2 separate regions of the Homo sapiens genome follow, and region 1 is linked to region 2. Evidence: chromatin contacts called from ENCODE Hi-C or POLR2A ChIA-PET data. All regions are on one chromosome and are shown on one strand. The core of a region is the stretch at or near the end of the contact, and the rest is flanking DNA. Distances in the headings are between cores, read along the strand shown.

The links. A loop is a pair of places that touch in the nucleus more often than their neighbours do. ChIA-PET counts read pairs that join two places held with the same protein, here RNA polymerase II (POLR2A). Pooled maps may share reads with other maps.
Region 1: a loop to region 2 is called in a pooled map, with 1.9 times the contacts of the local background. The contact joins two enhancer-like sites. A Hi-C loop is called at or near these places in 1 of 50 pooled maps. POLR2A ChIA-PET finds 5 or more read pairs at or near these places in 3 of 52 experiments (AG04450, Caco-2 and OCI-LY7).

What each region holds. Positions count from the first base shown.
Region 1 is chr20:34,620,244-34,623,662 of GRCh38, reverse strand. All of the region lies in intron 6 of PIGU (phosphatidylinositol glycan anchor biosynthesis class U), which reads left to right. Among named protein-coding and RNA genes, the nearest start is that of PIGU, 55 kb to the left of the region's middle. Within about 2 kb of position 1,787, at least 4 of the 41 ENCODE cell types and tissues checked have a DNase peak (open chromatin) inside an H3K27ac peak, as active enhancers do.
Region 2 is chr20:34,474,319-34,477,742 of GRCh38, reverse strand. The region is part of intron 16 of ITCH (itchy E3 ubiquitin protein ligase); the gene reads right to left. It also overlaps the pseudogene FDX1P1. Among named protein-coding and RNA genes, the nearest start is that of MIR644A, 9.7 kb to the right of the region's middle. RefSeq lists an enhancer at 2,711-3,424. Within about 2 kb of position 1,347, at least 3 of the 41 ENCODE cell types and tissues checked have a DNase peak (open chromatin) inside an H3K27ac peak, as active enhancers do.

The DNA of each region.
Region 1 (3,419 bases), core at 538-3,037, 150 kb before region 2:
TTTTTATGGTGCTTGATTGAGATCAAGAGGGTGGCCCAGTGATGCAGTCAGAACATGGGGTCTGAAGTAAAACCATTTGGTTTAAATCCTATTGCTCTCATTCACTAGTTTCGTGACCCCAGACAAATAACTTCTCTGTCTTTCAGTTTCATTATCTGTAAAATGGGGACAGTAATTGTACCCACTTCATGGAATTATTGAGAAGACTAAATGGCTTAAGGCAAGTAAAGTGCTTACAGTCATGGCTGGAACAGAGTAAGTGCTCAATAAATTATCATCGTTATCACTGATATGTACGGATTGCTCTGAGAGAGGCTGCCCCGTTAAAAGAACACACTTGGCAAGGAATGTAATACATTGGCCCTGCCCCCAGGATCTCCTCCTCCTCCTGGGCAGTCTCACTTGTTGCCCCACACCCTGGTGCAACTTCCTTTTCTGATAGTCCTGTGGGACCTGAGCCCTTTTGACTACATTCCAGTGCGTTTCTGCCTGTCTTGGTATAGATCATCACCTGTGACCCAATCTCTTTATTCTCTGATTACTCCACTTGAAGTCCCTGTCCTGAACCAGTCCCCATGGCCCCACCTCATTACATTCCTGCTCACTCCTGTAGCTGTGCCACCCACCCAGGCCCAGATCGCTGTGAGGTGCAGTCCCTGGAGGCAAAGTATTACCCCCGGTCTTGCTGAGGCTTTTGGCCCCCACCCTGACACAAATAGAGAGTTAGAAAACATAACATATTCAAAGCTAGATTGAGTAGATAATGAAATTTCCTGATACTACAGCCAATGTACATACACATTTGACTGATTTACTCTAATATCCCTAGGATAAGGCTAAATATCAAGGCTTATATAGAAAGCCTAGTGCCTGTGCATCTGGGCTGCCCTAGCAAATGGTAGGTTATATCATTTTGGGGTAAAACTCTTAGTCCTCTTGGCACAGTTCCTTCTGGTTAGGCCAGCGTGATGCCCTAGCTCTTGCCCACATGAGGCTGCCATTTCAGACATGATTTCAGGTATCCTGTCTGGGCCTGTAGGTAGATGTTTTTGGATGACTGTGCAAGCTTAGCCCTCCGTGATCTGACTCCTACCTGCTTGCTGAGACTTTTTGGATTGTAACTTTTTTTTTGTTTTTGTTTTTTTTGAGACGGACTCTTGCTGTGTCTCCCAGGCTGGAGTGCAGTGGCGTGATCTCGGCTCACTGCAACCTCCACCTCTCAGGTTCAAGAGATTCTCCTGCCTCAGCCTCCCGAATAGCTGGGACTACATGCGCCCGCCACCACATCCGGCTAATTTTTGTATTTTTAGTAGAGATGGGGCTTCACCATATTGGCCAGGCTGGTCTCGAACTCCTGACCTTGTGATCCACCCTCCTCGGCCTCCCAAAGTGCTGAGATTACAGGGGTGAGCCACCACGCCCAGCCGGATTGTAACTTTTTATTGAAGTATGACATATATACGGAAAAATGTATAACTCATTAGTGTACAGATACGTGAATTTTCACGAAACGTTGAGTAACCAGCACCCAGATTAAGGAAGAGTGGTACCAGCATCCACGGGAGCCCCTTTTGTGTTCTCTTTCCTGTCACTCCTCCCAGCTCTTGCCCTGTTTTGGCTATATTGAGCTAATTACAGTACACACAGCCCCACCCCAGCACACCATTCTCTCTTGCCCTCCAACCTGTGCACAGCCTTGGACTGCCCAGCCTCACCTACTCATTGTTCAAAACTCAGGTGTCAGCTTCCCCTGATGGGCTAGGTCTGCTTCCTTTGTACTTTCCTCCTGTATTTTGTAATTGTTTACTGGGAGCTCCCTGAGGACAGAGACTATCTGAGTCACCAGGTTTCCTGGCACCCATCACACTCTTCGTATAGAGCAAACTCCAGAAATGTTTGCTTATTGCACAGTTTGTTTAAAATATTTGAAGTCACTTCTCACTTTCCTTGATCTTCTCTGACTCTGCCCCAAGCACATATCATTCCTCCTCTGCCTTCCTAACTCCTTTTTACCCCTTCAAGCTTTTTTCAAAACACATAGCCCTTTCTGAGTCTCCTGCCTGCCTCCATACTCACCCTCACTTTTGCTCCGGCTGTGCGTCCGCCCTGTCCACACCTGTCCCAGCATCCCACACTCAGACTTCCCACACACCAACCTACTGACTGTTGCAGCACTGTGTTTCTGCCCCCAGACTGCAGGCCTCAGCCATGCAATAGTTTACTCCACAGAGAGCATTCTCTGTGCCAGCCCTCTGCCACAACAAACCCTCAACCACTATTCTTCAGGCTCTGCTTTATTTGAGTTAGATTTATTTTGTGCTTTGCCTGTGTTCATGACTCTGTGTATTACACTTCATAAGTTTTTCTTCCTCAAGAACATTGGTTTCCTTTAATATTCTCATATTTTTAAAAAGGATTTCATATGTATTGCTGAATGATATTCATTCATTCATTTCTTCATTTGTTCATTTATCACATGTGCCAGGAACTGTACTAGGTGCTGGAGAGCCAAAGTTAAGATAAATGTGTTGCCCTTGAGAAACTCACAGAGAAATGGGGAGAGAGAGAAACATATGCAGATTATTATAAGATAGCATCAGTATTAGGCTTATTAACACAGGGATTAAGAGTGGGTACCGGAGTCAGCTATGTGGTTTTGGTCACATTACTGAAGCTTTCTGTTTCTGTCTTGATTTCTTGACCTGTAAAATGGGTAGAATGTGTGGTTTTTATCTCAGTAAAGCTGTTCTAAGAAGCAGAAATAGAGCTTTCACAGGGCTGTTGTGATGTTTCCTGAGGACCTTTTTGAGTCAGGAACTGTTTTTTTTGTTTTTTTTTTTTTGTTTTTTTTTTGTTTTTTTTTAGGTGGAGTCTTGCTGTGTCGCGTGCAGTGGCGCGATCTCGGCTCACTGCAAGCTCTGCCTCCCGGGTTCACGCCATTCTCCTGCCTCAGCCTCCCGAGTAGCTGGGACTATAGGCTCCCACCACCATGCCCGGCTAATTTTTTGTATTTTTAGTAGAAACAGGGTTTCACCGTGTTAGTCAGGATGGTCTCGATCTCCCGACCTCGTGATCCGCCCGCCTCAGCCTCCCAAAGTGCTGGGATTACAGGCATGAGCCACCGCGCCTGTCCAAGTCAGGAACTGTTCTTGATGCAGAGGATACAGTACAGTGCCTGGCACCTAGCAAGTGATCCATAAATGTCAACTATAATCAACGGTTGTTACCACCTTTGCTTGGGCTCATAGACAAAGTGACCTTTCACCTGGCTATCAAACGAATGCTTTCTACTAGAAAGCGGGCAGAGAAGGATGGCTTGGGCAGAAGGAATAGCCTAAGAACAGACACAGAAGAATGAAACAGCATGATGTTTTCAGAAATTGGGAATAGTCCAGTGTAGCTGGAGGACAGGGCGTGTG
Region 2 (3,424 bases), core at 98-2,597:
GAAAAAAGCTATTGAAACACTGTCTACCACTTCTAGGTTTGACATCTCCTTCGTTATAGGTAACTGAAATCTCCCATGACACAGAAAGGTGTTCATGGTCTAGTCAAAACCACACATACAGAAAATACATTATAGTAACGTTTAATAATATTTTATTATATACATCTATATTTTTATATACCTTATACACGTGATTTTATTTATTTATTTACTTTTAGACAGTCTCTCCCTCGTTGCCCAGGCTGGAGTGCAATGGCACAATCTCGGCTTACCACACCTCCACCTCCCAGGTTCAAGCGATTCTCTTGCCTTAGCCTCCCAAGTAGCTGGAACTACAGGTGTGCGCCACCACGCCCGGCTAATTTTGTATTTTTAGTAGAGACGGGGTTTTGCCATGTTGGCCAGGCTGGTCTCAAACTCCTGACCTCAGGTGATCCACCGGCCTTGGCCTCCCAAAGTGCTGGGATTACAGACGTGAGCCATCATGCCCGGCCGTGATTTTATTTTTAATGATGCTACTATTGACTTATAATGTTGCCTGTATCAATTACTTAGAACATAGATGGGCATGGTCAGAGGTTGGGTGGGGTTTTTGTGGTTTGGTTATTAGGTTTGGTTTTGACTCATAGCCAAAGGTACACGTAACAGCTAACTGGCTAACCGAGAAATGAAAACCAGTAGCTGCAGAGAGACCCAGTTAACTTTGGAAACTCATTCTCAGCGGCAACCGATAACTACCTACAAAAACTACTCAAATTTTGTGTCCCACTATAGGTGGTTAATAGGATCATCTTCATATTTGAAGGACAGTACATTACTGAGCTACAATCAATAGGTCATTTGGTTTCCTGCCACGTAAAACAAATTATTTGACCAAAATTGTGTGTGTATAGCACTGCATATATCAATTACTCTTACAAAAAAATACAGAAGAACATGGAAAGGGAGAAGTTGATATAATGCCTATACTTTATTGAGTGATAAGAATGAATTACCACACTTAAATATCCAGAGAGGATCAGTAAGTATACCTGTTTATGCCAAGTTCTCTCAGTTCCCCCACAAAACCATCACATTTATGAATTCACATCCCACTCAAGCCAGAAAATCCCAGATGTAACAAAAAACTTCAATGCTTATGACATATGTACGTTTATGCCAAGTATTCTACAAATAGTATAGGCTAGGTATACAGCAACGCAAATGAGAAATGTCACAAGGTTAAAACTATCTTTAAATAATTCCTTTTGAGTTCCCGACCGCGGGCGATGGCTGCCGCTGGGGGCGCCCGGCTGCTGCGCGCCGCTTCTGCGGTCCTCGGCGACCCGGCCGGCCGGTGGCTGCACCACGCCGGGTCCCGCGCTGGAGCCAGCGGCCTGCTGAGGAGCCGGGGACCGGGCCGGAGCGCGGAGGCGAGCCGGCCGCTGAGCGTGTCGGCAGGGGCGCGGAGCAGCTCAGAAGATAAAGTGACAGTCCACTTTATAAACTGTGATGGTGAAACATTAACAACCAAAGGAAAAGTTGGTGATTCTCTGCTAGACGTTGTGGTTGAAAATAATCCAGATATTGATGGCTTTGGTGCATGTGAGGGAACTCTGGCTTGTTTAACCTGTCATCTCATCTTTGAAGATCACATATATGAGAAGTTAGATGCAATCACTGATGAGGAGAATCACATGCTCGATCTGGCATATGGACTAACAGATCACAGTTGGGCTGCCAAATCTGTTTGACAAAATCTATGGACAATATGACTGTTCGAGTGCCTGAAACAGTGGCTGATGCCAGACAATCCATTGATGTGGGCAAGACCTCCTGAACTAGAACAAATAGGAATATTTTCATGGAATTTTACCTATTTTTATAATTATTATTTAAGTGATAAAATGAGTACATGGATGAGTGGATTCTGTATTATGACTAGCTTTACTATTTTAATTCACCTTGTATAACTACTAAATTTTGTCATTCTTGAAAGTATGCAGCTCTGCCTCTGCCTCTGCCTGCCTCTGCCTGCCCCTGCCCCTGCCCCTGCCCCTGCCCCTGCCTCTGCCTCTCCCGTCTCCCTCTCCCCACGGTCTCGCTCTCCCTCTCTTTCCACGGTCTCCCTCTGATGCCGAGCCGAAGCTGGACTGTACTGCTGCCATCTCGGCTCACTGCAACCTCCCTGCCTGATTCTCCTGCCTCAGCCTGCCCAGTGCCTACGATTGCAGGCACGCGCCGCCACGCCTGACTGGTTTTCGTATTTTTTTGGTGGAGACGGGATTTCGATGTGTTGGCCGGGCCGGTCTCCAGCTCCTAACCGCGAGTGATCCGCCAGCCTTGGCCTCCCGAGGTGCCGGGATTGCAGACGGAGTCTCGTTCACTCAGTGCTCAATGGTGCCCAGGCTGGAGTGCAGTGGCGTGATCTCGGCTAGCTACAACCTCCACCTCCCAGCCGCCTGCCTTGGCCTCCCAAAGTGCCGAGATTGCAGCCTCTGCCCGGCCGCCACCACGTCTGGGAAGTGAGGAGCATCTCTGCCTGGCCGCCCATCGTCTGGGATGTGAGGAGCCCCTCTGCCTGGCTGCCCAGTCTGGAAAGTGAGGAGCGTCTCTGCCCGGCCGCCATCCCATCTAGGAGTGAGGAGCGCCTCTTCCCGGCCGCCATCACATCTAGGAAGTGAGGAGCGTCTCTGCCCGGCCGCCCATGGTCTGGGATGTGGGGAGCGCCTCTGCCCCGCCGCCCCGTCTGGGATGTGAGGAGCGCCTCTGCCCAGCCGCGACCCCGTCTGGGAGGTGAGGAGCATCTCTGCCCAGCCACCCCGTCTGAGAAGTGAGGAGACCCTCTGCCTGGCAACCGCCCCGTCTGAGAAGTGAGGAGCCCCTCCGCCCGGCAGCCGCCCCGTCTGGGAAGTGAGGAGCGTCTCCACCCGGCAGCCACCCTGTCCGGGAGGGAGGTGGGGGGGTCAGCCCCCCCGCCCGGCCAGCCGCCCTGTCCTGGAGGTGCGGGGTGCCTCTGCCCGGCCGCCCCTACTGGGAAGTGAGGAGCCCCTCTGCCAGGCCACCACCCCGTCTGGGAGGTGTACCCAACAGCTCATTGAGAACGGGCCATGATGACAATGGCGGTTTTGTGGAATAGAAAGCGGGGAAGGGTGGGTAAAGGATTGAGAAATCGGATGGTTGCCGTGTCTGTGCAGAAAGAAGTATACATGGGAGACTTTTCATTTTGTTCTGTACTAAGAATAATTCTTCTGCCTTGGGATCCTGTTGATCTGTGACCTTACCCCCAACCCTGTGCTCTCTGAAACATGTGCTGCGTCCACTCATGGTTAAATGGATTAAGGGCGGTGCAAGATGTGCTTTGTTAAACAGATGCTTGAAGACAGCATGCTCGTTAAGAGTCATCACCACTCCCTAATCTCAAGTACCCAGGGACACAAACACT